Regions from separate parts of the Mus musculus genome. Here region 1 is linked to region 2. A link is a loop called in an ENCODE intact Hi-C map of the cell type or tissue named here. Cell type or tissue: left cerebral cortex. All regions are shown on one strand. Each heading gives the region's core, and the rest is flanking DNA. Links, peaks and the distances in the headings are about the cores only.

Evidence for each region. A loop is a pair of places that touch in the nucleus more often than their neighbours do. Peaks named below come from ENCODE experiments on the same cell type or tissue, not always from the same donor. Only the 100,000 strongest peaks of a DNase experiment are listed, where the experiment ranks them.
Region 1: it touches region 2 in a loop (2.7-fold over the local background); 1 of 42 quality-filtered maps calls a loop at or near these places.

The regions. Positions count from the first base shown.
Region 1 is chr15:88,868,935-88,884,522 of GRCm38, reverse strand. No RefSeq gene overlaps it. Among named protein-coding and RNA genes, the nearest start is that of Gm38643, 8.8 kb to the left of the region's middle. In left cerebral cortex, for the core only: CTCF peaks have their summits at 7,757 and 7,962 (motif pointing right); DNase peaks (open chromatin) are centred at 7,314 and 7,876; H3K27ac peaks cover 320 bases.
Region 2 is chr15:89,051,106-89,066,693 of GRCm38, reverse strand. It overlaps Panx2 (pannexin 2), which reads right to left and starts at 6,968. Exons shown (of 3, transcript NM_001002005.2): 1 at 6,395-6,968. The coding sequence starts at 6,620. Mov10l1 (Mov10 like RISC complex RNA helicase 1) reads right to left here. Exons shown (of 27, transcript NM_031260.2): 24 at 13,209-13,316; 25 at 12,330-12,467; 26 at 12,064-12,183; 27 at 11,542-11,878. The coding sequence ends at 12,088. In left cerebral cortex, for the core only: no CTCF peak of the experiment used is centred there; DNase peaks (open chromatin) are centred at 6,140, 6,410, 7,193, 7,417 and 1 more place; H3K4me3 peaks cover 2,190 bases; H3K27ac peaks cover 1,615 bases.

The sequences.
Region 1 (15,588 bases), core at 3,659-11,658, 180 kb after region 2:
TGTCCTGGAACTCACTCTGTACACCAGGCTGGTCTCGAACTCAGAAATCCGCCTGCCTTTGCCTCCCAAGCGCTGGGATTAAAGGCGTGCACCACCACTGCCCGGCCCAGGAGGGATCTTGCTAATGTGTAAGTTAGAGGATATAGGGTAAGTGAGGAGAGGCATGTTTAGTTAAGGGGTGCCCATTTATAAAGGAGGGGAAGGTGCCACTAAACCTTGTAATCTTCCTATAAGGGAGAATTAGAGTGCCTAAGTAGAGAATTAGAGTCATTCTGGAATCCAGGCCCTTGTAGAGTCTGTTAGAGGGTCACGGGTTCGCAGAAGGGTACCCTTCTACAGCAATTGTGACACTAGTAGACTAAAGAGACTGCTCCCCTGGGATATGGACTTCTCCTGCTTCACCCCTAGCCCAAAGCCTAAAGCCGATGACAGATCTGTTGCAGCCCTTGTCCAAAGGCCTGCCTATGAGAAAGTATCTGTGACTCTTTTGACAACTGTCTGCAGCGGGACAAGGGCTGGAGGCATAGCCTCTCGCTGCCTCCCATAGCATTCAGAGATCTCTTCAGAGACCTCCACTCAGGAGAAGCCAGGATTCCTTACTCTGATTCAAGAAGTTCAAGACCAGACAGCGACTCTCAAGTTACATCTCAAAGGGTTGCTAAGAAACCTCGCCCCCTCCACACCTGCTTCTTTTTGGCAAATGGGATTATAGTGACTGCAGGGATGCTGTGCGTGGTATTACAAAACAATAAGATAAAGTCATAAATTGTGGGTGACAGTAGGTGCACAAGAAAGTTTAGGTCCGTCTTTTACCGTGATTGAGATTTCTCCTGACATTCCTAGAAGACTGCGTGTTTGTGTCTGGGAAAGAACAAAGAGCCATATGTGCTCAGGCCCTGAGTGTGGCTCAGTGGTATTTCAGCATTCTTGTGTGAAACATCTCTATATGAAAGGAATACTCCGTCTGTGGAGGCAGTCTTCTCAGGTGGTAGCGCGCACGCACCTTTGATCCAAGGCAAGAGGCAAGCAGATGTCTGAGTTCGAGGTGAGCTTGGCCTACAAAGTGAGTTCCAGGAGAGCCAGGACTACGGAGAAACCCTTTCTCAAAAAAGAAAGAAGACAGACAGATAGACAGACAGAAAGAGAAAGAAAGAGAGAGAGAGAGGGAGAGGGAGGGAGGGAGGGAAGGAGGGAGGAAGGAAGGAAGGAAGGAAGGAAGGAAGGAAGGAAGGAAGGAAGGAAGGAAAGAGAGAAAGAGAAAGGGGGAGAGAGAGAGAAGAGAGGAAAGAGACACTCCCAAGGATGCAAGTCGGCCAGTGAGCTGAGGAAAGCCCCCAAAACATCATCTGGCTACAAGTATATGGCTCTTCACAGCCCTCAACCTCTGTTTGTCGTATTTCACAACCTTTGTTTCAAGCACACTCTGTTGGTTGGATAATGCCAGGATCAGGAAGGCTTCCAGGCTTCCTCCGGCAAGTTGGCTTTTTTTCACGTGTTGATTTTAATGTAGCTTTTTTTTTTTTTGAGGGGGAGTTCCCCATTGAGACATGGTCACTCTGTATAGCCTTGTTTGTCCTGGAACTCAATATGTAAAACAGGCTGGTCTCCAATTAACAGTGATCCTCCTGTCTCTGCCTCCCAACTGTCTCTGCCTCCCAAGTGTTAGAATTAATGGTCTGTGCTAACCACACCCTTACCCCACCCCACACACACACACACACACCCCTTGCCCCAGCTTGATGTCACTTTTTTTCAACTCCAAGTTCAGTGAGAGGAAGAGAAGCCAGGAAGAGCCTGGGCCTTTGATTAAAACACCTGGGAGACATCTCAACCCATCGTTGGAACAAAGGGTTCCCGAAGTACAGGCAGGAAGGCCAAGGAATCCGGTCTTGGCACTATGGGAAGCGCTGTTGGGCAAAAACCCCAATGAGGGCTCCTGGGCCCCAACCGCCAGCCCAGAGAGCCAGGTTGGCCAGGCCTGAGCGCAAAGAACCCAAAACAAGGAGTAGTCAGGCTGTGTCCTGGTGCTGACAGGCAAGTGGAGTGAAGACACATCCTGCCAAGTGGAGCTTTGCGAAGATGCCACCTGGTGAGGACTGGGGAGGGTGGAAAGGGCATAGAAACCCGGAGCTTCTGGGAGTCCGGGCTGTAGGGCTAGCAGAAGGCGAGAGTCGGCTCAGTCTTCAGGCAGGATGGAGGACCATGTCCCTGTGAGCCTGCTCCTGGTCTAGCTCCCAGACTCTTCTGGAGTCATCCTGAATCAATACGTCTTCCAATTAGAATTCTGGTTATTTTAATGGTGGTTTTAAACTGCTGCTTATTATGTTGAAAGTTAATAGATTGGAATTGCTTTTTTTCTAAAGCTCTGCCCTGATTCCGTTTAAACATTGCTTTGTAAGGCTGCGGATTGTCTCGTTTGGTGTGAATCCCCGGTCCTCTACCCAGCAAACCGCCCCCGACCCGTGCCACGTAAATGACAGTAAGCATAGTTTTGCGTTTCATTGGCTCCAAGAATGTGTAAGGACAAGACACAGAGATCACGGAGCACATGGAGAGGCGGTGGGGATGTGAGCCGACCCAATGATTGGGCCTAGGAGATGGCAGAGAGGTGGAAGCTGTTCTGAGGCTGCGGGTGGGGCCGCGCATGAGCACAGCACCTGGAGGTTGCAGGGCCACGTGTAGGATGTAAGAACTGGCTTTGAGGAGAAAGGGTGACTCAGCGAGAGTGTAAGCCACTGCGATGTGGGAGAGAGAAGGTAGGCGAGGTACTCCTCGCCTGGATCAAGGTAAAGTGACCTTTAAAAAGGGCATCTGGGATACTCTGGGATGGAGTGAATTAGATCACCTACCTCCCTGTGAAACCATAGTTTCTTGGGCAGGTGCATCCTGGCTCCAAGCAGAAGCGCCCCCCCCCCCCGGGGGACCAGCCAGGAGCTGGCACAAACACATCCCTGGCCCCACACCTCCCAAACGGAGGTCTGGTTTCCACCGTGTCCCTGTCCTCCGGGCCTACTGGAGCAGGTTCACAGTTCCCCTGGGGCTGTAGTGCACAGGTGGGGACCAGCAGCAGCTGCGGGGCGGTTCCTGCGACCTGAGACTCATCCTGGGAGCACAGAGGAGGTGACTGTCGCCAGGGAGCAGACAGGGTTTGGCTCCTGAACCCTCTGGGCCAGGGAAAGGGGTCACATCTGCTATAGGGGGAAGGGCAAAGTCTCCCCTGGGCCTCAAGCTTCGTGATTAAGGAAGGCAGCCAGGAATACAACCTCAGGGCTTGAGGCCAGGTGAAACTTAGAAGTCTGATTTCTGCCTCAAGTTCCCAGGAGCTGAGCATCTGATAACCCCCTGTTGATACCCCACCACCCCAGCTTATTTCACTAGGGAAAGGACCTCCAACTGCAAAGAGCTCACTCAGACACCCAGGGAAGCTGCGGGCTCACCTCTCTTCCTCATTGTTTACTCTGATTCTGATTCTTGATGGGTGACCCCGTGTGTGTGTGACCCCCATGAGGGTTTGCAAGCCTCTGAGCTTGGGCTTCCTGGCGATTCACATCTGGGTTCTCTGGTTTCCATACCTGAAGGAGTTAGGTCTCTTGCATCTGTGTATGTGCAGACCTGTGTCTACTCCCAGCAAGCTCGCCTTGCCTTTCCCTTCAGCCCTTCCTCTCTAGCATGCACTTGCGTGCATGTGTACGGAGGCTAGACCTACATTCCCTCCGTGCTGTTTCCAGACCATCTCTCCTGCTCTGCTGATCTTCGCACCCGTCATTTTCCCTTTCACCCCACATGCTGACGAATAAGGCAGAGTGAGACCTACCACTATCTTTTAAAGACAAGGCCTCACTGTGAATCTCTGACTGGCATAAAACTCACCGTGTAGACCTAGACAAATTTGGCGTGTTCCTTCTGCCTCTGGGTGCCGGGATTGCAGGCTCAACTCCCACCATGGCAGCCTGCTAGCTCAGACCTGGTGTTTGTCTTAGTCAGTGTTCTATTGCTGTGAAGAGACACCATGAGCCAGGCAATTCTTATAAAAGAAAGTGTTTAATTGGGGCTTGCTTAGAGTTTCGGAGGCTTAGTCCATTGTCCTCATGGTGGCATTCAGGCAGACATGGCAGCTGAGAGTTTTACATCCAGAGCAGCAGGCAGCAGGGAGAGAGAGCCTCTGGACCTGGCTTGGGCTTTGAAACATCAAAGCCCTCCCTCAGTGACACACTTCCTCCAACAATGCCACACCTCCTAATCCTTCTCAAGTAGTGCCCTAATGACTAAGCATTCAAATTATAAGTTTTTAAGGTCACTCTTATTCCTACCACTACAATTTTAGTTTTTCTAGTTCTGTTCCTCCCATGTACATTTTAGAATCAGTTTATCTATGTTTTCGCTAAAGATCCTACTAGAAACAAGCATGGTGGTATACACATAGCACTTGGAAAGTGGAAGCAGGAGGCAGGAGAATTATGAGCCCCCCAAAGTTGAGCCTCACCTATATGTCAAAGTCCGGTCTAGCCTGAGCTACATGAGACCTGCATCTAAACAAAGGAATCCTACTCAATTTGGTGTTATCTTGTGTTAGCATCTTGCTTTAGCAAGATGACTTAGTAGGTAGAGTGACCTGAGATCCATCTCCAAACCCACATACAGATGGGAGGAAGGAATTGATATCACAAAGTTGTTCCCTGACAGCCACATGGGCACCAAGGCACATGTACCCGCACACATGCATCATGCATACACACAACAAGCAATTTTTAGAAAAATCTTGCTGAAATTTTGACAGCTCTATGTTAAATATATAAATCACCCTTTTTGAGCATGTTTACTATTTTGCCTTAAAATCTCCTAAACTGTAGATTCCATTTGTGGAGTTTTCTTTGATCTTTAAAACAAAACAAAACACCCAGCATTTTGTAGTTACCTAGGGTTCCCTTTTCCCTATAGTGGTCCTCAACTTTCATAATGCTATCAACCTTTAATACAGTTCCTCATGTTGTGGTGACCCCTCAACCATAAAATTATTTTGTTGCTACTTTCTAACTACAATTTTGCTACTGTTATGAATCATAACATAAACATCTGATACTCAGGATATCTGATATGCAGGATCTGACAAGTGACCCTCAAAGAGGTCTTGACCCCCCAAAGTTGAGAACTGCTGCTCCAACAAAAACCAACCACTTGTGCATTTGTGATGCATAAGGAGAAATGGCATGAAGATACAGGGGACTTCCAGAATCAGAGCAATTCACAAAGATCAACAATGTATCTAGACGCTAGCAGGCTAAAAATGAAATTGAGAAAACAGTCCATTTTCACCACCATCAAAAACAATACAATACACTGAAGTAAGTGTCGGGACAGTAGAACAAGGTCCAGATATTAAAGTTGTAAATCAATGGAGAAACACCTCCAGGTACAAAATGTGAACAGGCATCTCTATCTGTAGAAATTAGTAACCCGATCATAAAATTTATATGAAAATGCAAAAGGTGGATCCAATATATCCGAAACAATTTCAATAACAACAACAACAAAACAAGTTGGAGGACAGATGCTCTCTAATTTCAAAACTTACTATAAAGCTGCAGTAATAAAGGCCTAATACACCGATGAAGCATCTACAAACCATGAAGCATCTACAAACAGTCCGCTGATTTCTGACAAAGATACCAGGCAGATCTCAGCCTGGTCTATAGAGCCAGTTCCAGAATAACCAAAGCAGCCGGGCGTGGTGGCGCATGCCTTTAATCCCAGCACTTGGGAGGCAGAGGCAGGAGAATTTCTGAGTTTGAGGCCAGCCTGGTCTATAGAGTGAGTTCCAGGACAGCCAGGAGTACACAGAGAAACCCTGTCTCGAAAAACAAAAACAAAACAAAACAAAAAAACAGAATAGCCAGAGCCATATACAGAAAAACCCTGCCTGAAAAAAACAAACTTACAAAAAAATAACAAGATGGGCTGGGCCTGGGCTGGTGAAATGGCTCAGCGGTTAAGAGCACTGACTGCTCTTCCAAAGGTCCTGAGTTCAAATCCCAGCAACCACATGGTGACTCACAACCATCTGTAATGAAATCTGATGCCCTCTTCTGGAGTGTCTGAAGACAGCTACAATGTACTTAAAAAATAAATAAATAAATAAATAAATAAATAAATAAATAAATAAAAATAAAAATAAAACAAAAAGATATTTATATTGACTCTTGGCTTCTACACATGTATGTGTGCATGAGTAAGTTTGTACCACACATACACACACGGGCATGCACATGCCACATCATATACATATATACCACATATACACACATAATATACACACAAGACATAGGATCCAAGTAAAGAGTTGAAACATCTGCTCAGATAGTGTAACAAAGAAGATAGAAGAGTGGAGCCCAACATGGTGGTACATTGTAACAAAGAAGATACAGGAGTGGAGCCCAGCATGGTGGTACATTTCTGAAATTCTCAGTGCTAACTCAGAAGGGTGAGGTAGGAAGATCAGGAATTTAAAGTTGTCCTTAGTTAGATGTTGAATGCCTCAAAACAATAGCAAGGAAAAAAAGACATAGATATTTTTAAGCACACATACATACACAAAATGTGCTGATGATCACTAGTGTTTGGCTATGTGGGATACCCAAATTGATACTCAGAGTATCGCTCCAACCCACAAGGATGGCCAGTCAAAAGAAGTACAGTAGGGGCTAGTGAGATGGCTCAGAGGTTAAAAATACTGGCTGCTCTTCCAGAGGTCCTGGGTTCAACTCCCAGCAACCACATGGTGTGGCTTGACAACCATCTGTAATGGGATCTGATGCCCTCTTCTGATTTGACTCCTACATTTAAACAAACAAACAAACAAACAAAGGAGTATAGTAGCAAGCTATGAATGTGGAAACAGCAGAGCCTTTATAGCATGCTGATGGAAACATAAAATAACGTGTAATCAATTTCTTCAGACCTTAATAAACTTGCCATGTGACCCAGCAATTCTTGCCTTTTGCTGTTGTTTGTTGTCTTTTGTATCTACCTGAGAAAATGTGTGTCCACACAATCTCTACCATAGCTGCATTCATCCCAGCCAAAGTGCTCAACCCTCTGGAATCTGCTTCAGCTGATGAAGAGACAAAGGACGGGTTATCCTTTCAAGGAAACATTGTGGCAAAAGTAACTACTGCTTCCACAGTGCAGGCAAACCTCAAAATGATCGCCTGTGAGAGCTGTCAGAGACTGAACTCAACAAGTTGTGAGACTCCATCCAAACGAAATGTCCAGAAAAGGCAAATCTATAAAGCGAGCAAGCAGGCTAACAGTGGGAAGAGGAAGTGACATCTGCGGGGTCTGAGAGCACTTGGAGGAGATGGGAATATTCTAAAACGAGATGTGGTGATGGATACGCAGCTAGATAAATTTACTAAAAGCATAGAATTGTGGGCGGACTTCTGAAACTGCTCAAAGCCGGTGGATTTTTATAGAATGTAAATCACACCCTAACGAAGTTGTTTTAAAAATACCTTTTGCAGATTTTATTAGGTTTCTATTTAATTCTCTGAACTGTTTAAAATGACTCAGAGTATTAGTTTAGGAAGAATTTGCAAAAAAAAAAAAAAAAAAAAAAAAAAAAAAAAAGCTAGCTGAAAGAAACAGAGGCTGCTCTGCCCTGAGCAGGCCTTAGCAGTTCAGCTTGTAACCACTTTAACAATGCCCATTCTGTGTCTGGGCAAAGCCCATAGTCGGGAATTCTCTCCAACCTGGCTTCTTGAAGCTGCCTTTCCGCGGACCTCGAGCTCCTCAAAGAAGAATCAAAGCACCTACAGGGACAGAGGGATAGGATCGCCTGAGAACCCAGCAGAAGACTGGAGCTGAGGTCGCTGGTACATTGCAGAAAAAGGCAGGACAAGGAAGGTGCACACCTACGCCAAAAGGGTTGCAAACTAAGCTGGAGCTTCTGCCGCCCCAAATCTCTCGGCCAGCAGGGGGCGCTGCGACCATTAACTCCGCAGTCTGGGTACCCGCCGTCCTGAAACTTGGGGTGGCCCCGTGGTAACCGGAGTGGGCAAATACGCGAAGTGACCTGGTGTCTTGACCACGTCCTCGTCAAGTCCTCCACTTTGCCTGTCTGAGCCACTCAATGCTCTCATGGCTTCAGGCTTGAGACCACCACACTGGGGACTGGATGAAAGAGGACCACCGCCACCCACTATCCGAGTGCAGTATCTCATGCATCTGGCCAGCCTCGGGCTGGGGTGACCCGCAGATCCCGAAGGCAAAGGCTTTCAGCTTGTTTTTATCCACGAGGGCATCAGGTACAAGAAAGGCTGGAGTTGAAGATTGAACAGCGCCTACGGCCTAGAGTTGTGCAGGCTGCTGTTATTGCAGAACCAGCCAATTACGGCTAAATGTGAGGAGCTAGGACCTGCGGGTCCCTCATACCACGCCCACAGGTGTCCTGGTGTGACCTGGACAAAGGGTCACTTTTGTCGGTCCTCCTCCTTGGGGCCCATCCCTCTTCAGGCCCCATAGCAGGCTCAGGGTGCCCACAACTAATCTGGCTAGCAGAGTCAGGTACCTGCCAGAGGAGGAGGCAGGGTTCAGCTGACCACGTGTTGGGGACACAATGTCCCAAAGGCTGGAGGAGGGCGGAGGGGGGAGCAGGGGAAGGCCAGCGGACCACAACCGGAATCCCTAGTCCCACCCAGTCCTAGAGGACTGCTGCACCAGGATAAGCAGTGTCCTCTTGCCCTAACCGGTCAGCACAGACCCAGCCTGCTCCCACACGTTTGTCCTCGGGTGTTTGGGGGAGGGCCCTCGCGTGTATGAGTATCATGGGGCAGGTTCTTTCCCAGTCTGTGCAGCCTGCTGCTGCCTGGCTGGGTCAGTGTGACCTTCTAACTCCCAAACCATCTGAACCTCATCTCTCCCCTCTCCCCCCACCCCAGTCTTGGAGGACCATGACATCTTAGCCCCTTCCTTCCTTTTTGCCTGTCCGGGTTCCTGAGGCTGGGCTGGGACTGTCCTTTCCACTTGACTTTGTTTCTGCTTTGAGGGTCTGACCTGTTGCCCACCGCAGCCCTGCCTCTCTGGTTGTCCTCCATAAATGTTCTCCCTCTGTCCCCTCCATCCCCCCGATCCCTGTTCCTCTGTGTCTCTCTGTGTCTCTTCTATCTCTGTCTCTGTGTCTGTCTGTGTGTCTGTCTCTCTCTGTCTCATTCTCTCTCTCATACTCATACACTCAAGCAGACATATATACTACCACCACACTCCTTGGGGGACATACCCTAGCTTTCTTTCCCTTGCTCTGGGTTCCTTAGAGGTAGGGCTTCTGACTGTCCATGTCATGAAGTCCAGGATGCACAGCCCTGGATATTCTTCAGACCTGCATCCCATGGGAAGACAAGATGGCTCAGAAGGTAGAAGAGCTTGCTGACAAGTGTGATGACCTGAGTTGGTGGAGCCTCAGGAGAGAACCAACTGCTGCCCTGACGTGTGTGTGTGTGTGTGTGTGTGTGTGTGTGTGTGTGTGTATGTGTGTGTGTATAAATGTAATAAAAGTTTTAAAAATAAAACTTGCATTATAAAGTCATCACTGGCCAACGCCACCTTAGGGATGCAGCATCATGTGACCATACTGTCCATAAGGTGGGTCAGGGGTCCCATCAAGTAGCCTGGCTAGAAGGACCAGGTGCACAGGGCCTCCTGGGATGATGGCCCCTCTGTGCCTGCCTGACTTTAGCTGGCTCCAGATTGCTCCTCTGTGGCCATCTTCTTCTTTCTCCTACCAGCTCCCTGGCTAATCCCCAAGGAACTGCCTCCCAGGAGATTCCTCCACAGGCTACTTGGCCCTTCGAGTAGGGGAGGCTGACTCACTGTGGCCGCAGGGTCACATGGAGGTGGGAGTGGGAAGGACATTCTAGTATGCGCAGCAGGCTGCACAGATGCACACACACATACGCACACACACACACACACACACGCACACCAGTTCACATACAGTCACACTGGGGTACACACGTACATATACTGAGAGACATACATGGAACCACAAATATAGGCACTCACAGAGACCCATTTTCATTGACATATGGACTCTTGGGCACAAACACACACACAGTCAGACATTTATGCACTTGACTTTTCACATGCACGCTGGCTTACACATACTTAAATGCACACACTGGGCACATATACACACGTACAGAACACAAAGTTGCATGCATCTTTTTTGTGGGCTGATAGCTCCAGCTAGCATCCTACACAGGAGGCTACTTCAGGGCCTGAACTAGAGCGAAGCCAACATTGAGTCCCAGGCCTTTTCAGGCCTGGATTTATGCTTAATGTAGGCACTGCAGGAGCCCTGCCATGTGTGGTCACTGAGCAGCCTGCTCTGCCCCCATCACATACATCTCTCAGCAGCAGGACCCTGGCAGGAGAAGGCATCCCTGAGCCCTGCTCAACCTGTGCTTCTGAGGTCAGTCTCCCTGTCCCTGGACCCTTTCCTCAGCTACCTCTAGTAGAGCAGGCTATTCTACTGGAGCATTAGACCAACCAGGAAAAGGGTCCTACAGTACATATGCCCAGTTTGCTGAGACTTCAGAGCCCCGCCTTTCTCTTCTCATTCCTTAAGGCCTAAGCTGCTCTTGGAGATGAGTGTGTGTGTGTGTGAGAGAGAGAGAGAGACAGACAGACAGACAGAGACAGAGACAGACAGAAAGACAGAGAAAGAGAGATTAGGTCTCGATTGCTAGACCAGGCTGGCCTTGGACTTAGAGCAAACTCACATTCCTGCCTCTGCCTCCCAAGTGCTAGGATTCCAGGCATATAACACGGTGGCATAGGCCTGGTCTATTGTGCCCTCTCGTCAGCTGGTGTCCCTTCTCTGTCACATCAAAAAGCATGACACCTACTTGTGCCTCAGTCACTGCCCTTTGGCAGGGCCAAGCACTATGAGAGCTATTTGTTTCCCCCCCAGTGGAAAGGGGGAAATGTAAGAGAGCCGACACAGGATTCAGGGACGTGGACGGCAAGTGAGAGTCAGCAGGTGGAGCCTCCAGGTGCCCTAAAGAGAGAGGCCTGAATGGCAGGTGAGTGTGTGGACTGAGCACCACAGGGCACTTCTAATCCCTGGCCCTCTCCATCACCTACCACAGGATAAGTAAAAGACCCAGTGACCCCATTGGGTGATCTGGTTAGCTTTCATTGTCAACTTGGCATAGCTTAGAATCATCTGAGTTAATATCACCGGAGGGATTGGCCAGTTGAGACTGGCCTGTGGCTTTGTCTATGAGGAATGAATGGTCTATGGTGACTGATGTGGGAGGGCTCAGTGGTTTTGGTTTTGTTTTTTAACAAAATCTCAATCAGATTTTACCAATGAAGACTTTGGAGCTACAAGCCCGCTCAGAGAGGTAGAGAAAGCACTCAGCTGAGACATGCAATCCCCGCAATCCCCTCTCTTTCAAACAACTTCCTTCAAACACAGTGTCCCTCCCTTCAACTTCCTGTGTATCTCTCTGACTCCCTCTTACTTCGAAAGTTTGGTTTTTTTTTTTTTTCCTTAACAAGCCTATGTTCATCTCCTATCAACTAGTTGCTTCCTGTACCTCTTGATCGATGGCTGACTTTATTTAATCCTGTTTACAATATCCAAGCAGAAACTCTTGGATTAAAGTTGTGTGCCCAGGCTGAGCCACACCACAACGAATAACAGGTTCTTCCAGTAAACAATACAATCTCAGGTGTGATTAAATAGCCTGCAACAGCTCAGCACACTGTAGGGGGCGCCATCCTGAGACAGGTGTGCCTGGACTGTTAGAAAACTAGCTGACTTAGGGGCTGGAGAGATGGCTCAGCGGTTAAGAGCACTGACTGCTCTTCCGAAGGTCCTGAGTTCAATTCCCAGCAACCACATAGTGGCTCATGACCATCTGTCTATCCGTAATAAGATCTGATGCCCTCTTCTGGGTGTCTGAAGACAGCTAGTGTACTTACATATAATAAATAAGTAAATCTTTAAAAAAAAGAAAAGAAAGCTAGCTGACCTAGAGTCTCTGAGTAAGCTAGAGAGAACTTGCCAGCACAGAACATCCCTCCATGGGTTCTGCTGGAAGTACCTGTTGTAGCTCCTTCCCTGACTCCAACTTCCCTCCATGGATCATGACCTGGAAGTGTAAGACCTAAACATTGTTTTGGGTTAGAATGTTTTAGCACAGCCACAGAAAGGAACCTAAAACACTGGGTTCAATCAGAGCAACAACCCCTGCCAGGCCTTGTCGGCTCTCTAGGTTCTAGGACTGAACACACCTGCTGCTCAGAAAACCTGGAACACATTCCCAAGCCTGCCCAAGGCCTGTAGTGAACAGTGTAGACAGCTACTCTGCCATATCTAGCCTGAGGCCTTATAACCAGCACCTTTCTTCTCGTGGTCCCGTTATTAATAGAGTGGACAGTGAGGTAGCGTCTCTGGCCACAAGGATTGAAGGGAAGAGAAACTGTAGCCTCTCTCAGGAAAACTGTAACTGTTTTTTCTTCTTCAGGGCAGCAGCCATATGCCAGTCTTCTAAGAATGAAGTCAAAGCTTTCAGAGCTGTCTCTGTAGACCACAGGACCTTGGGACTTGGGTGTAGCCTCGATCAAAGGTTGAGCCAAGGCTGTCCCCTGTCTCCTCACTTCCCACCCCCCGGACACCATGTTAATGGAAGACCAGTTAGCAACTGAGCTGGGCAGGGCTGGTGGCTTACACCAGCAGAGTGGTCAGCAGGGGCTGAGGCCAGATCACAGCCAGTTACTATCTCTGAGCCTCTTACTGGGAAGGAGGCGTCCAATCATGCTGCCCTGGGGGCATCTTCTTCCATGGTAGTTAGGTAGAAGCCCTGAGCCAGCTTAGGAGTTATGACTTAGGTAGTTAAAGTCTTCCTGAGCCTCAGTTTCCCCACCGGGTTCATGCAGTGTCAGACAGAAGTGGCCCACTGCAAGGAGCGGGGGAACTCCTTTGGCTTATTCAGGAGGAAGCCTCTACCCTACCACTGCTAAGATTAGCATCCCACCCCAAATAAACCCCTTCCTCCCTTAAATTGCTTTGGATTCGAGTGGGGTTGTTTTGTTTTTTGTTTGTTTTTCTAGACAGGATTTCTCTGTATAGCCCTGGCTGTCCTGGAACTCACTCTGTAGACCAGGCTGGCCTCGAACTCAGAAATCCACCTGCCTCTGCCTCCCGAGTGCTGGGATTAAAGGCGTGCGCCACCACACCCGGCTCTGGGTTAGAGTGTTTTAACACAGCAACAGAAAAGAAAGTAGAACATGGGTCTGGTCTGGTTTCGAGTTGCTAGGATCCAATATACCTGCTGTCCAGAGACGCTTTCCTGAAGGTGTGTGGTCAGGGAGAGGGCAGTAGTCCATGCTGGAGGGGCAGCCCCTGCCACAACCTGCCACAGGGCAACCAAAAAAATGGGCCAGTTGTGTAATCAAAGCTTGGGGTTTTACTAAGGCTGTCTGGCAGCCACGTGTAGCCACCCCTACAGAGGTTCCTGTCGAAAGAGCATTGGAGCTGCTGAGAAATCTGGGGCAGAGTTCAGGGATGAGCAAGGCCTGACCTCCTGTCTAACTCATTGCTCTGTGCTCAGGGGCCAGGGCTGCTTGATAGTTTCCCTGCCACTCACCCTGGACTTGGGACTAGCAATGTCCTCTACTGCCTCCTCCAAACCCCTCCTGGGGCTATGTCCAGACTCTGGCTACTTTTTGTGGAGAGCCCTGCTCGTCTGTCCAGCAAGGCCAGCAATCAACAACACCCTCTTCCTCAGATTCTCTCCTCCTGGGACCCCAGTGCGGTACCACTGACAGGCCTGGGTAGCTTGCCAGAGGCTGAGCCCCTGTTGTCACCACAGACAAAGCCTGTGACAGTGGATCAGATGGGTGAACCTCCAGGTCCTCAGCTCTTGCCTGCTCAGTCCTTGCTTGTTTGTCTGGGGGCTCTCAGGCCTCTGCCTCAGACAACCTTTTCAGACCAGGTGTGAACCTCACAGCTGCATCTGGTGTGTCTCTCTAGAATGCCTTCTCTCCTGCTAGGACACTTGTAGACCAGACTCTGTCCTCCTCAGGAAGAACAGGCAGGCTCTCAAGGTCTCCAGGCACTACTTCCCTTTGGCACTGAAGCAAGACTAAGACTTCATTTCTGGAGCTAACTTGGAGACCATGTGTGTTCCTGCCTCCCCCTATGGGAAGTCATCCTAGCTTTGGGTCCAATAGATGAAGAAGCAGATCACAAAAGGGCAGAAAGAGCATCCTTGTGGCCAAATTTCACCCCCTCAAGGGCACCCCAGTGGTCTTGCTGTGACCTGGTTGGGGCTTTAATGATGTTCAAACTAACCACCCTTCGTACATAAGCTGCTAAGCATCATGTAGGCTCGGCTGGCAGAACTGACTGGTCCTAAGGATGTCCTGTTGTTTGTTTGTTTCTCTGTGTGGTCCTAGCTGTCCTGGAACTTGCTCTGCAGACCGGGCTGACCTCAAAGAGACATTCACCTGCCTCTGCCTCCCTAGTGCTGGGATTAAAGGTATGTTCCACCACCACCAGGTCCTAAGGATATATTTAAATCAGTCATATTGGTTGAGAGTTTTAAGATATGTGGCTTTAAGGACCTAGTCCCATGGAAAATCATCTGAGCCACCAGACAATGCTAAAGAAGGTCCAGCCTGGGTAGCTCAGGGAGGTTGGGGAGCCCAGAGCTGGTAATTTTCCTAGTGGGAGAGAGGCAGATTGGGGAGGAAGCAAGTCAGGAAGCCATAGTCTAGGCAGGAGTCTTAGGGAGTCATTTAAGGTAGTCTGTTCTTTCTCCTCCAGCTCCAAAGCTATTGCATGACCAACAGTGCAGTCTCAGGAAGAACTGGGGTCTAGCCAATTAACTGCAGGCCCGTCCTGGTCCTGAGGAGTTCACTGTAGCAGGTCTTAGACCCTGTAGATTGGTAAATTATCTCTGCCACTGAGATGAGCCAATTCAAGCCAAATTAAAGTACACAGGCAGGTTTATTGGGGGCAGCTCTCCGGTGAGTTCACTGACCACACAGGAGAGGGAGTCAGTCAAGTCACCATGAAAAGGGAGTCCAAGGAGAAGGGAGAGAGAGAGAGAGAGAGAGAGAGAGAGAGAGAGAGAGAGAGAACCTGTGTGCAGAGAGAGAGAGAGAGGGAGAGAGAGAAGAGAATGGAAACCAAAATGTCTAGATTATATATTGAATCTCTGGGGAAAGGAAGAGCAAGATGTGCCAGCCATGCCCTTTAACAGCTTGGGAATGAGGGATACTGGGAGAACCTGAAGGTCAGGTCTGTGGGAAGCCACATGTGCCGTTGCAGAGTGGTGCTGGCTACTGCTGGCCACCACACATAAATTTGGACAAACAACCAATGTGTACATATGCAGTAAAGCTTTTTGCCAAGACACTGCCTGGCCCGGGCATGATAATGAGGTTTTGAGAGTATAACCAATCAGATGTGAGACATGCAAATGAGGTATGATAATGAGGCTCTGTGAGGTACAGAGAGAGAGAGAGTAGCCAATCAGATGAGGAACATGCAAATGAGGTATAGTGCATAACCAATCCGGG
Region 2 (15,588 bases), core at 2,570-10,569:
GTGATAGGGAACACTCACTGGCTGGCCAGATCTGCCACTGAAAATGAACAAGGGGCCTGTCTGCACTTGGCTTATATGGACACACATCCTGAAGCAAAGGGCGTCACATATGCTTGCACTGGGCTGTGCTCAGCCTTGTTTTGCGATCTTATGCTTCCAATTTGTTTTCAGAAAACATGGAGGCTCAAAGTCCACCATACTGGGTCATGATCCCTAGGTACCAGGCCATGGCTTCCTATGGCATTAATCCAAGCCAACTCCACCTTAGCCATCTCGCTTCCACTCAAGACTGGCTCCAGCTTAAAGCCCTCCACCACAGTCTTGAGATCAGGAAATAACAGGGTCAAAGTGGCTAGTCTGGACAGGGAGATGGCAGAGACCCAGGCTAGCCGGAAGACTAATGTGAGGATTCGAATATAAAATGCCCCCTATAGGCTTCTGCGTTTGAACATTTGGGCCCCAGCTGGTGGCACTGTCTTGGTAGGTTGTGGAATCTTTGGGAGGTGGGTTCTAGCTGGAAGCATGATACTAGGGAGGGTCTATATACACCTCCGTGTGAACAAGCCACCCCAGCCATGTGCCCTCTCCCCATGTGGTATTCCCTGAAACTGTAAAGCAGACCGAACCCTTCTTCTGTTAGGTTATTTCTGCTACAGCAGCAAGAAAAGTAACCAACAGAGACATTAATCACAGTTTGATGTCTTCAGGGGCCTAAGAGGCAGGGGACAGAGACCTCAGTGCCTACACGTTCTTGTGGTACCAGCATGTAGGCGTCCTGGCTCCATTCTAACTTAGACTAGGACCGTGGTCACCATTTAGGGATATCTGCCCATGTAGCCACTCTTCATGAAGAGTCAAAGACAGGCCTCAAGGACTACCAGAATATAACCCAGTCAGGGGGAACCCCAAGACCAGCGGCTGTGTGGCCACTTGTCTTCCTCATACGGTCCTGGGAAGGTATGGAGGGTTCCAGTGGAGGTCTGGGTGGGCCAGACAGAGGTAAGTGTGAGTTCTGGGGCTTCCTGAAGCTGGGACCATGTCCACGGGAGAAGCTGAGCACCTGGCCATAGCCAGGGGTGGAAGGGAGAGGCTAGGGGTAGTCAGGGAAAGCTGATCCCCTGAGGACCTAGAGAACAGGGCAGGATGAGCTGGGCTCTGAGAAGAGCAAATGGGAGAAGCAAAGGAATCGGCTCTCTTGGTTGAAAAAAAAAATGGAATTTTATTCTTTTTTCTTTCTTTTTTTTTGTTCTTACAGGTGATCCCTAAAGCCACAGAAGGGTGAGTGGTCTCCTCTCAGGAAATTTGATTGCCACCCTGAATCAAGCCCATCTCTATGATGTCCAGCCAAGATGTAAGCTGGGCAAGCAAGAGGAGAGAACCCCCGTACTCCCATGGGCACTTCCAGTGGGGCCAAGCTCTTCCTTGGTTGGCCTGTGTCTGCAGAGGCGCGTGGTGCTTCTGATGGCATGGCAGACACCAAAGGGCCTAACCTAAACTGAAGGGCAGGTGTTCACGCATGGTTGGCTACCATAGGGTGCTGATGCTGTGGACTTGTGCTGATCCTGAACTGGGCCAGATGGCAGGTACCTGGACACCGGATGCTCTGTCCTGACACAGTGGCTGCATGGAGCTTTCTGTCTGAGGCCCCTCTCTTGGGATTTCCCAGGGGGGGATGGGTTCTTGTCTAGGTAAGTACAGGGGCTCAAGGAGGAGATAGGAAAGCTGGTCCATGGGCTGGTGAGATGGCTTAGCGGGTAAGAGCACTGACTGCTCTTCCAAAGGTCCTGAGTTCAAGTCCCAGCAACCACATGGTGGCTCACAACCATCTGTAATGAGATTTGACGTCTCTTCTGGTGTGTCTGAAGACAGCTACAGTGTACTTACATATAATAAATAAATCTTTGGGTCGGAGCAAGTGGGGCAGATCGGAGCGAGTAGGGCTGGAGTGAGCAGAGGTCCTGAATTCAATTCCCAGCAACCACAGCTCACAACTATCTATACAGCTACAGTGTACTCATATACATAACATGAAAAAAAAGGAAAAAAGAAAGCAGTGCACACAGAGCTAGCTCTGCAGTGCTGTCATCTCAGTGAACACAGGGCTAGCACTGCAGAGTGCTGTGGGATGGTCCTTTCCCCACAGGGCAGTACTGCTTAGACCTGGACTTAGTACTGCTGCTCATGAGAATACACTGAGATTTCTAGCCAAGGAACCTGCTAAGCTGAGACTGACATCAGAATGGCCAGGGGGTCAACAGCAGGAGCCACAGGGCACTGCTGCAGCCTCCAGCTAGAGCAGGTCTGAATAGTAAAAGCAGACCTGTAGGGTTTTTTTTACTTGAAATTCTGCCCAGGGCTGAGGCTGAACCTGAGCCCTAGACACATCTCCTGCCCACTCCCTTGGGTCCAGCCTGTGCATGGTCCAACTCACTTAAGCCTCTGCCACTTGCAGAGGAAAAGGCTTTCAAGAAAGGGGTTTCTGGTTCTGCTGAGGCTGTTGCCTCTGGCCAGCTCACAGGCAGCTCATCTCTCGGCTCTCCTCACCCCAGGGCAGGTCCCAACCCTTCACCAACTCCTTCATGGTGGGACGACAGCTCCCACATCCTGACTTCTGGACCTTGTGACTGTTGCTCTGTGTCGTAAAAGTGACACAGCAGCCGGGATTAAGGACTTTATGGGAGCTGATCCTGGATTATCTGAGGGGGACAAGGAAACACAAGAGTCCCTTTCAAAGGAAGGCAGTGATGGATAGAGAAGGCCTGAGCCAAATGTCATGGTGTAGCTCGGTCCTGAAGGTGCACTCAGACTTGCCAATAGAAGCTCCATCTGGACCAGCCCTGCTGAGAGCTTGCCCATCTTGTCGGCAGGCTTAGGGCCAAGCATCTCTTTGTTGAGCTATTTCCCCAGCTTTTTTTGGGTATCAATCCAGGACCTCTAGTATTCTAAGCGAGTGTTTTGCTGCCAAGCCACACCCTAGTCCTGAACATTGTTTAAAGCCAGAGTTTGTGCTAGTCTGTTCCAGCAGTGTGGGCAGATAACAGGTGGCCCTGGCTTCTTACAAGCTGCCTGCCTCATATGTGTATGTGCGTGGGGGGAGTACTCCGTCCCGATACTTCCTGCAGTGGTATGGGTAGATGCTTCAGAGTGCTGCAGGTCTGGGGTAGGGACCCATACTCAGGACAGAGAGGGTTGACTTTCAGGGACCACAGGAAAAAAGGAGACGGGCTGGTATCTGAGTGCCTTCACATTTCACAGACCCACCACAGAGATCTGTCCCACTGGGTGGGATCCCCAGGGAAAGGCCAGCAGCCGGGTGCTGGACCCACCCGTGCTTGTCAGTATACGGCACTTTGGTTTTCCTTCCTTAAGGAAGAGAGTGCTGAGAAGGAGGCACACATTGGGTAACACCCAGCTTCTGTGAGCCAGATAGATGCTCACACACAGGTGATATCCCAAAATACGCCCACGTACATGGGACCTGAGAGATCTGGTGGCTCTTTGCCTCTTCCCCCTCCCCCCACTTCTGGCCTTTGTGTATTGACTTCTCACCCCTGCCTGAGTGGCAGGGGGGTTATTTCACAGCTGCCCTGGCTCCAATACCAGCCGGTCTCTAGACAGGAGTCGTCTGAGATTTTCTTGGACCACCCCTAAACCTTGATCTCTACCTCTGCTGGGTGGAGATCACCAGTGCTGGGCTCAGGGGTGGGGAAACATAGCACAACCCACTCTATGGAGGGCAGGCTCCTTCTATGAGGGTTATCCACACAGCATTTGACATTCAGGACTAAATGCCCCTATAGGCAGGACCCAGGTGTATGCAGAAAAAAAAAAATGGAGGGGCCGTTGGCCACACTGGGTACTATTACTAGAAGTGGGGTGGTGGGCTTAAAACAGCAGACAGGTACCTCACAGATCTGGAGGCCAGATGAATGAAATCTTTCAGGCAGGCAGTCACCACTGAGAGCCCTGGAGCAGGGTCCTGGATATGTCCCTGTCCTACCTTCTCCTGTGTTCTCACCAAGGGGTCCCCAAGAAATGATGGGGCCATGGGAGAAGGAGCCACTAAGGCATACTTTCCCCACATCCGATTCACTTGTGTTTGGGGTCCCTGGATGCTTCTAGCTTCTGTGGGACAAAAGGACGGTGAAGAGCCCCAAGCGGCGACTGGGCTATCCTGAATCAAAGCCAAGAGAAGCAATCACTGTTTCAGAATTGTGTAGGAAATCAGGGAGGGCAAAGGTTAGGAGTAAGGCTGGTTGTTCAGTTTCTCTATCCTCCCAGCCAAGAGTAGATTTCCTGGTCAGGCATAGGGGCTTGTCTGTGCTGCGTAGGCCCTGGGACTCCTCCTCACATTTGTGGTAGGCCTAGCTCAGCATGGATAGGAGGGCTTAGGAAATGTCTGTGGGAAAGCACAGGGGGCCGGGTGGTGGTGGTGCACGCCTTTAATCCCAGCACTTGGGAGGCAGAGGCAGGTGGATTTCTGAGTTTGAGGCCCGCTTGCCTACAGAGTGCATGCCAGGACAGCCAGGGCTACACAGAGAAACCCTGTCTCAAAAAAACAAAAAACAACAAAAAAAACCCAACAACAACAAGAACAACAAAAAAGCAAGCAAGCAAGCAAGCAAGCAAGCAAGCAAGCACAGGGGGTTTGAAGCAGCAGGTCCAGGATCGGGGCTAACTTGGGGGACATCTTGTTGGTTCCAGGCCCAGTTGGATGCAGGGTGTCTGGAGGTCCCACAGGTGACAAGCTGGGCTGGCAGGGTCTGGGTGTAGGGATCCTATCAAGGAATCACCAAAGATGGCCCAGCCCACCCACATCTGAAGCTGCCCTACGATGTCTGTCATAGATAGAGCTGTGTTCCCCCAAGTATCTGCTGTTGTCCTGGCCCTGTACTAAGGACTGACAGAAACAGCCTTTGTAAATGAACTGAAACGGGAGTGGAGTAGAATAATCCCTACCATGGGGAAATTCCCAACAGAGGACAGACACAGAGCTTGGGTGGTATACAGCTATACCACCAAGGAATACCAGGGAAAGTCTATAGGTACCACTCATCAGGAAGAAAGGGCTTTGGAGAGAACTCAGCCCTCCCTATACCTGGAGTTTGGACTTCTGGCTCCTGGAACTGTAAGGTACACGTCGGTTGTAAGGCAGCCACCCCGTTGCTGGTACTGTGATCAACATGGCCAAAGGCCCCCTTTATACACACACCTGGGTGTGCCTGAGTGTCAGGGACTCTGGTGTTCAAGGATGGAGACCAGGAGAACTTCCTCCACCTTTGGCGTGGCCTTAAATAGTCTGAAGGATGCCTGCCCTCAGCTCAGGTTGGACATCACTAGGTCCTGGAGTTTCCTGTAAGGGGAGGCACCTGTGGATGGTGGTGAAGAAGCGGGTATCGAAATACCTGTTCTCGTTGCCCAGTAGCTGCAGAGGGCAGAGCGACCTGCACCTCCAGAGGAACTCTGGAGCCCCGACAGTCTTCTTCCTGCTATGAAGCTGGCATCTCTGGCCACCAATTTGATTTGTGGCTATGGATACCTGAGTCTGCCTCAGCTCGGCTCCAGTGGGGATGCTATTCCCCATCTCGGTGTGTCACCAGAAGCCAGCTCCCTAGTGCCTCAGCCTGTCACCTTAGGCAGGGCCCACTCTACATGTGTACTCTCCTGTGTACAACCGCAGGCGCACCCACAGGCTCCCTCATAGAGCAGGCCCAGTTCTACTCACCTAACACGTCAGCTCCTTAACCTGCTCACTCTTCAGTGACCTGCCCTACCCTCTACCTACACTGCCTTTGCCAGTCAAGGGTGGCTTCTTGGGCCATTATTGCTTGATGCCCTCCGGGGCCAGCCTCTGTCTGGCCTCCTCTATAGAAGAGCTTTGGAAAGGGATGTTTCAGAGTTCCTCGGGAGTACCCTCACTTTTCCTACACTGTCAGCCCCAAGAACCCCATGCAGCATCATGGGATTTTTTTCACTTATCCCTGAGCAATGCCCTCAACACTCATCCTTCTCTGGTCCTCATCTGGCTATTCCTCCAAGCCTCAGCCCTCCCTACCCCCACCACCCGTGACGTGACATGCTACAACTCAGACCCCACATCCCATTCATCCCGGGGGCCAGCAAGTGTAGGACAGGCCTACTCTCCTCACGGCTTGAGGCTGAAGGAATGGAAGGCCAAACAACAATAAAACAGAGGAGATGTCTCAGGCGGCCCTGTCTCAACCCCTCATGCCAGACTGAGGTGGTGCCCAAGGTCTGTGATGAGACCTGCGGGCAATGGCTCAGCGGCTGGCCAGGTGGGTGCGGTCTAGCTGGCGCTGGCTGCCTGGCGCTGAGAGCCAGCGCGCTCGGAGCGCTGGGCGCTAAACACCTGCGGACGCGCGCCCTGCCTCACCTGCGAAGTTCTTGGTGAAGACCAGGGTGACCAGCAGGATGGGTACCAGCACGGTGCCGATGGTGACCACGCGGTCGAACGGCAGTTCCAGCTTGAGCTGCAGCAGCAGCGCGGCCAGCGCGCCCGCCTTGTCGTCCTGCGAGCCAGGCAGGATCAGCTCCCTCAGCTTCTCGCCCGCCAGCAGCGCGGTCGCCATGTCCGCCGACTGCTCCAGGAGGTGGTGCATGGGGGGCGGGGGCGCGGCCCGGCGGGGTACGGGCGGGGGGCGCGGGCGGGGCCGCGCGCCAGAGAGGGCGGCGGGGGGCGACGGAGACCGAGGTCACGGTGGGGGGGGGGGGCGCGGAGCGCTGGAAGAGGGATGTCAGCGGGGATGCGGCGGGGCTCGGGGGTCTGCCGCCCCGCGAGAGGGGTCGAGCTGCCAGGGCGCCGGGCCGCCGCCGCCCCCGCCGTGCGCTGTAGCCGGCCCGCGCCCTGCGTCCCTCCCGGGGGCGGCGGCGGCTCTCCTGCCTGGGCCGCGCGGCCCGCTCCCGCCGGGGAGGGGGGCTGTTTACCTGCGGCAACTCCGCGGCGTGGCTCCGCCCCCAGCCCCCCCACCCTCCACGTAGCTGCGGCGTTGGCGATGACTTGCAGAAAAAAAAAATTTTTTTTTTTAAATGAAACGAACCGAGTTCATATTGACCATCCCCTTGCATCAGGGTTGGGCCAAGCCCTGGTCCCCCATAGCCCTGTGCACAGAAAGAGGCGGATCGCCCGCTCTGGGGTTAGATCGTGTCTGGTAGCCAAAGGGTTCTAGTTCTACACCTCAGCTCTCTTGCTCCTCACTCGGACCTGGTCTTCACACAGGCGCAGAGGCTGCCGTGTGAGCTGTTGCAGGCAAGGGCAAGGAAGCCCGAACCCTCTTTCCCAGGTTAGTGCCTGCACAAAAATGCCGTGGGGCGTCCTCTCCAAAGCTCCTGGATGCCTCTTCACTGCAGCCATGTCCCGGACCCAGGGGCGCCCCTTTACACGCTGTGATGGGACGCCAGCCAGTGCGGATATGCTTGTACCTAGCATCTTCACTGCTTCACCCACTGTCGGCATCCGTGGAGCTGGGCCAGGGTGTGGGGGCTTCTAGGATTGTCACCTGACCTCTCTGGGCTACCCACATGTTCTCTCCTCCCAGGAGCTACTGTACACAAACTTTTGTGACCGTGGCCTCCTGCAAGATTCCTTGGCTCAGTATCTCTCCATCATAGCCTTTCCTGTGTATGTCTGGAGTAGTAACTTCCTTCAGTATCCATAAGCTATCTGGAAACATCTCCTCCGACCGAAGCAAAACCTGGAGGGACTGCTGTCCCGTGAGGCCTGACTCCTCCTGGTGCATTCTTGCTCCCACAGACATTACCTTCTTCACCTTACTCCCTGCGGGTGGTGAGCAGCCATTCACTCCCCATGCCTAGGATTCCTGGCTGCGCTGGCAAGCCCTCACCCCAGGCTTCCCAAGGCAGTCCTTCCTGCACCCTCCCTGGCCTCTCAGAAGGGTTATGCTGTTCACTCCATCATCCCACCTTCAGAACCCTATATTTTTTGTTTTCCTTTGGATTCCTAGAGCTTTCGCACACTGACCCCTTCTCAGCAGGTTGGTTTTCTCTGACCTGCAGGTCTCCCTTACCCCCCCGCACCCCACCCGCAAATGTTGTCTCCTTTGTTATCTATTTGTGCATGCCTCTTCAAAGGCTCTATCCATCCACTCTGGGTGGAGAGTTATATTCTTTTAAAAAACTATATATGGGTGTACCACCAGCATGCAGTGGCCATGGAGGCTAGAACTCCCCAGGGCTGGGGTTACAGGTATTATAAGCCACTATATGGATGCTGGTAATTGAACCCAGTTCCATGGACTTTTTCCCAATACCTCTGGTCACTTGCAACAGTCTGCTTGGATCCTTCTGGCCCCTGCAGGCACTGCGCTCTTGAGGTACAGACATACATGCAGGTGCAATACCCATATACATAAATCAATAATAAAGACAAAAATAAACGTTTAAATAGAGTTGCCCAGTAATGAGGCAACAATGCCCCTGCTAGACACCAGAGGCTAATAAATAAAAAGCCCAGTACCAGGAACTGGTTGTTTAGTCGTTGGCCACTGAATTTCCCTAGGTCCCAATATTACAGGCTACTACCACTGTTCTTGGCTGCCCTCGAACTTGATAGTGAGACTCTGTTGCTGACTATACCGCATACTGGAGTCATGGGACATGGAGAAACTAAGCAAGTACTGACCTGGAAGCTGCAGTGCTCCTGGCTACCTTTCACACAGTCTTACCAAGCTGTGAATCCTGCAGTCTGTGACGACAACCGCTCTAGTATCCCACCGAAGCAATAGTGCCATAAACATCATGGGAGCAGCCAACCATTTGTGATTGACTTAAGTCCTACTTCACAAGGTGATCCCACATTGCTGGGCCAAGAATCTATGGCTAGATGGGTCACGGGCTCTATGGGATAACCCATTACTATTATCTTGCTAAATGAACATAGTCCTGATTAATTGAATTAATGTATCTTTTTGTTTTGTTTTTGAGACAGGGTTTCTCTGTGTATCCCTATCCCTGGCTGTCCTGGAACTCACTCTGTAGACCAGGCTGGCTTCAAACTCAGAAATCTACCTACCTCTGCCTCCCAAGTGCTGGGATTAAAGGCATGCATCATCACTGCCTGGCTAATGTATCTTTCCACCCTTATCAATGAACCTTCTATTTGTGGTAGGGGGTGATGAAGAGAGACTCACAAGTGGCCATGAGCAGCTTCTCTGTCCCCATCCCATTGTTCCCATTTGTGAACTGCCTTCGTTTACAACTGACCACTTCAACCTGCGGCCAGATGCCTGAGAGGGTCAGGAGTATCGAGCAAACCAAAGCTTCTGCATCAAGCATTGCTTAGGCTTCCTTGGCAAAAGCTCATTACTTGTCTTCTGGGGTCATGGGCAATGAATGTGAAATTCCATTTTGGGTACAGAACATAAAATATTCCCCCCCCCCTCAAAAAAAAGGAAAGAAAAATTCACATTTTCTTTCACACTGACCTATAAGCATACTATTTTACACTGGGGTTCAATCCATTGAGAGTAAAATACAAGATTCAAGAAGGAAAAGCCATTTCTAGCTCTGGAGGACGTCCTTTTTAGAGGACAATGCTGGTGTAAAATGCTAATGCATTTTCCTCTCATATGATATAGGTTGCTCTGCTTTGCTTTAGAATGGCAAAATCTACAGTATTCTTGAATGACATTGTAAGCAGCCTTAAAAAGTTGAGAAACATGGGTTAGAGAGATGGCTCAACGATCCATCACTGCACCGGGTGTTCTTACAAAGGACGCAGGTTCAATTCCCAGTGTCCACATGGCAGTTCAAAAATGTAACTCCCGTTCCAGGTGATCTGACATACCCTCACAGAGACATACATCCAGGCAAAGTGCTAATGTACATGAAATAAGAAAAAATTATTTTTAAAAAATGAGAAAGGGGGGCTGGCTGGAGAGACAGCTCAGCAGTTAGGAACACTGGCTGCTCTTCCAGAGGAACCAGGTTTGGTTCTTAGAACCCACACGGCAGCTAACGATCAGCTGTAACTTCAGAGGATAATATACCATCTTCTGCAGTCTGCTGACACTGTACATAAAACACCCCAACACATAAGAATAAAATCTCAAAAAAAAAAGAAAAAGAAAAATGTAGGTAACTTAAAAATAAGCAAGGAGACACATTCTTCATTTCTTGGGGCTATGACCAAGTTTGAAGTCTGCCTCTGCCTACCTGGCTCCAGGCAGGGCTGCTCCTTGTTTTGCAGGTGGTCACACTGGTCTGGACAGCATTGTCATCCCTAGAGCAGGGCCTTCTGTGGCTTCTATTCCTGACTGGGATGCTGCTCATCCTGGCCCATCTTGCATCACTCTCATTCTAGAGATTCTGAGGTATGTGCCCTATGCCTGCCTCACCTACAGTCCAAGCTGGAGCAGACGTGGCTAACCCTGAGCTAGGTGGATGTTTCTGGGTAGAAATGTGCTGAAGCCATGACTAACCTTAGCTGGGTACTCGGTAGATTAGGTCCTGTCACTGATGGACTGTGATCTACCTGACACTCCCAGTCACTGGCTTCTTTCCTGGGACCTGCTAGTCACCTCTTGGTGTAGCCCTGCCCTTGCTCCTGCTCTCCCTTGTTCAAACAGCTAAAGTGAAGGCCACTCTGGGTGGTTACACTGCAATTGAGTTTTGACCCAGGACAACACAGTGTACCAGAGGCCTGGCAGCAACTAAGCTGCTCTCAATTTCATCCAAACAAAGCCCACCCAGACTCTCCATTCTTTGCCCAAGGAAAGTGCCTCCTTCATCGCTGTGGTTTCCAAGCGGTGGAGGCCCTTGATCTTTCCTTGGGGGATTATTCCTCCTTGGTCCTCCTCATCTCTGTGCTCCAGCTACCCAGGTCCAGTCCCTGGACATGGAGGGAGAGCATCATAATAGGATGGGGGCAGGCTTTTAGAGCAGGAGGTCCTATGATCTCATAGTAGATCTCTCCATGATCCCAGTCTTCACCTGCACAAGAGGGCTAAACCCCACCTTGCTCACCCTGGGCTCTGAAAAGCCCAGCCTCCAAGTATAGGTCTTTTGGCAGCAGGGCCTACAGTAGAGCACGGTGGAGCCACAGAACCTGTGCTGGCCTCTCCCCTACGCTGGGGGAGGGAGCTTGGTGAAATTTTAGTTCTCTGCTTAGTCTGCTCTCTGAGCAGACTACAAGTCCAGTTTGGTCCATTAAGGAGCCCATCCCCCCAACCTATGAAGGCTCTTAGAAGCTGGCATCTACTTGAATGTAGGGACAGCCCAGGGAAGACAGGCAGGGCTCCAGTACAGGCCCTAACTGACTGCCCCTTCTAGAAATACTGGGTTCTGGGTGGGCCTGGTTCCATTCAAGACCCTTGGTCCCAGGCATTACAACACAGCCAGCGGAGGCTGTTCACAGGGTGAGAGGAGCTGGTGGCCTTTCATGCTGTTTCACACACATCTGGATCATGAAACAGCAGATGATGGTGGAACCAACTCCAAAGATTGTAGCTAGTAGGGCGCAAAACCCTTATCACTGGCACAGGTGCATTCTGAGACAGAAAGGGGTCTGGGGTTATGGAAGTGTTTATTTGGGGGAGTGTAGTGGCAGTGATTGCCCACAGGCAGAAACTAACTGTTAGGAACCAAGGTCAGTCCAAGGAAGCAGGAGCAGCCCAGCTGACTCAGTGGTCCCATGCATACCAACATTCAGTCTTGAGACCAGGAAGCCGCAGGAGTCACAGAAGACTGAAGCATGGCTGGACTAATGGCCCATAGGGTGAGGCTCAATGGCTCCCTGTTGTAGCAGACTCCACCATGTCCACAGGTCCTGGCACAGCTGTCTAGCCACAGCCTGCTTAAGGTGAACACGTGGAGCCACACTCTTTCCTCCACGGTGCTTTACCTGTCGAAGTACACAAGGTAGTGAGTGCGGCGTTGCCACTAAAGTCCAGACAGTGGCTGCTGCAGCCCAGGGGTCAGAAGAGTCAAGAAAGCATCTAGGCTGGTCCTGAGGCTTCAGTGGGTTTGGGTGCGTGGGGTTTTAAGGAAGAAGCAATATGGGAGGGTTGGGGAGTCCAAAGAGCCCACCTTTTAGGAAGTGGACTGGAGTGCTCACTTTTGGAGAGCCTGGAGTTCAGGAGGCAGATCACACCCTGTGTAGACACCATTGCTAACACTGTATTCTAGCAGCGCTCCAAAACAGGGATCCTGAGGAGAGTGAGAGACAAGTGAGTGAGGCCTGAGTCTCCCTCCGGGTGCCAGGTGCATGCTGAAGCTAACAAGTCATTTCCTGAGACCTGTGTCCTTCCCTCCCATCCCACATCAAGTGTCCCAGTGTCCTCCTGCAAACTTACTCTGACAAGCACATGAGGGTTTCCCAGAATGATCAGCAGTGCTTTGGGTCTTGTGATTGCAACATTAAATCTTTTTGAATTGGACAAGAAACCCAAAAAATAACGGTCATCTTCAAATCTATCTTCATTTGACCGCACCTAGGGACACAAAGATGAAGAAATACAGTATTTTAAGTGTTTTTCTTGATACTTGAAAACAGGAAGGTTAAGAAGCAACATGACCTTATTTATTTTTAAACGAGACAGGGTTAATAGCACACTACAGAAAGGGAGACCCCCAGATGCTAACAAGTTATGTTGGGTAGAAAGTTTTAGATGGTGTGAATTTTCTCTTTTGCATCTGAGTTTTCTATCTGCAGTTAGCATGTCCTTGCAATGGAGATATTTTAAAGATTATTAGGCAGTGGTATGAGAGTGGAGCTGTCCTTGTGTGGTGGTACAAAGGCCACTGTACTGGGGTCTTCTGACTTCTGCACCCTCTGTTCCCTAGCCGTCTTTATCTTTTTCTTTTTTTTTTCGAGGCAGGATCTCACTATGTAGCCATGGTTGCCCTAGAACTCACTATGTAGACCAGGCTGGCTTCAAAGTCAAAGAGACCCACCTACCTCTGCTTCCTACCAAGCCTGTCTTTCCCCATCTTATCCCTCCATGAACTAGCTATTTCTTCCTAGATCCTCTGTAGCTGGCCTCCTGATCTTTGGGTTTGGTTAAACAATGTGCTATCATTGGCTCTTTTGGAAACCCCGTGTCTGCAGTGCAGTCTGTTACACTGTGGATCAGGTTCTTTCATTTCTCTGAATAGATTGATCACTCACTAAATAACCGGCCATGTCAAGCGCATGCCAGCTGGCCACAGCGAGTGAGCGAGCGAGCACTTACAGTGGAGATGACGATGACCAGGTACTCTTGTCCCTGGAACTCCTCTACCGAGCCAACCTTTATGTCAGTCAAATCCACATTTCGCAGAAGGATTTTTATTTTTTCCACCTTTAAAAGAGGTTATAAGATTAAAAATAACATTAAAAAATCAAGATATTTACTATTATAGTTAAACCAAATACTAGTATGTTTTGTTTTGTTTCTGAGACAGGGTTTCACTGTGTAGCCCTGGCTGTGCTGGAACTCACTCTGTAGACCAGGCTGGCCTCGAATTCAGAAATCCGCCTGCCTCTGCCTCCCAAGTGCAGGGATCAAAGGCGAGCGCCACCACGCCCGGCCTTACTAGCATGGTTTGGATCTTCCTTTCCCACTCTTATTCTGAGTACTTGGTCCACAGCTGGTAGCACTGTTTTGGGAAGCTCTGCAACTTTTAGAGAGTGGGCTCAGCAAGGAGAAGTAGGTCACTGAGGGCTTCTCAAGGGCCGTCTAACCTTGCGTCCTAGTCCTCGGTGATGTCAACAGTCTCTGCCACATGCTCTGCTGTCATGGACTAAGCTACTCCACCATGTCTTCCCCACTGTGACGAATGAAGTCCTCTGAAATCATGAGCCAACGTGAGTCCTCTCCTCCCCACTGAGTTGTTTCATCAGTTTCTCAAGGTGATGTGGGGATGTAACAGAAAATATGTGTGGGAGAAGTGTGGCCTTTGCTACAGCAAAGCTTGATCCTGTCACTCTCAGGCTTTTGCAGCTGGTCAGCACAAGGAACTTAGGAGCATTTTGAGGCTGTGGATACAGAAGTGCTAGGACACTGTAAGCTTAATGGGTGACTGCTGGGAGTCTGCAGGAACAGATGCTACAATGTCGACAGTTTCATCAACTAGGGACAAAAATGAGTCTCTGGGGCATTTTCATTCCAACCACCATAGAGTCCCTACAGCTCTCTGGCATGTGATGCTTAGGAAGGCACACAGGGACCATGTGGCCAGATGCAGAGCCTGGGACATTAGTCCATTGTCCCACGGCTGTCACACTGGTTTGCCATAGAATGACCCACTGCTTCTGTAGCCTAGAGCTAGTGCAGCACTGCTGTGCACAAGCTCAGTGTCCCGGTCTTCAGCAGTTGTGCTCTGACCTGTTTATCCGGCATTTCTAATTATTCAAACCTGCTTCTGATGTGAGGACATGCAGGGATTTGAGAGGCAGTGTCCTGAGTCACAGTGTCTTGATCACAGCAATACACACCATTCTCAGACTACCTCTGCAGCTAGGTATCCTTGGTGCCATTAACACCCAATGAGAGGATGTTAGAGAATTCAGTCAGCTTTTCTGGCTCCTTCTAACAGGGCTACACAGAAGCAGCTGCTCCAGGTTTGTGACAAGTTGAGTAATGATTTTCAAACTTGTCTGGAAAATTCTTAGTTGTGAGCTTTTTCTCATGAAGTTTTAAAATCCCAACTATTTTCCTAGACATATGTATTTTCTTCTTTGGTAACATCTATCAATATGTCTTAACCTTTTGAGTTCAGCAAGTGTTGTTATTTAAAAGCCTCATGTTATTCGCAGTGTGCTCTCTCTGCCTTCTGCTTCTGGAAGATGTGAGCTCTTACTTGGCTTTTGCTCCAGTACTGTGACTCTACAACCACAAGCCAAACCCAACACTTTCTTTTGTAAACTGCCTTGGTTTTGACTCAGTGAAAGAAAAGTAACCTAACACAGCACCTCACCAGGCTCCAAGTAGCTAGTCAGTTGTACCCCACAAAAGGCGAGACCCAGGAACAGGGCTGTGGAGATTAGTGTAGGCGAGGACCCAGGATTAACCTGGCACTGCAGTGGATGGGAATACTGGGGACTAGAGAAGATATCCTTGGGGGTCTCAGCCAACCTGTTTTTTTTGCTTATCAGTAGACCTGACTTTCAATGTGGACACCACTTGCTTTTCTTGCCAAACAAGTGACATTTATATACGGAGTTATATGTGCCTGTATGTGCTACATTTTGAACTGAATATGGGGATAAAAAAATGTAGGATTGTGGAATAGAAAGTTAGCTCAGTGGTTAAGAGCACTGGTTATTCTTCTAGATGACCCAGGTTCAATTCCTAGTACCTACCTGAAGGCTCAGAACCATGAGTAACTACAGTCCTATGGCATCTGACACCCTATTCTGGGCTCCTTGAACACCTAGGAGTCATATGGTACATAGACATACGTCAGGCAAAATACCTGTGTACATCAAAAGCATAAAATAATGAAATGAAAAACACTAAGGGCATTTTTTAAAGGTAGTACACAAAGGGCTAGGATGTAGTTCAGTGGTTCTGCCTCTGTCCACCATGCACAAGGTCCTGGTTGATCTCCAGCACACAACACAAACCTCTT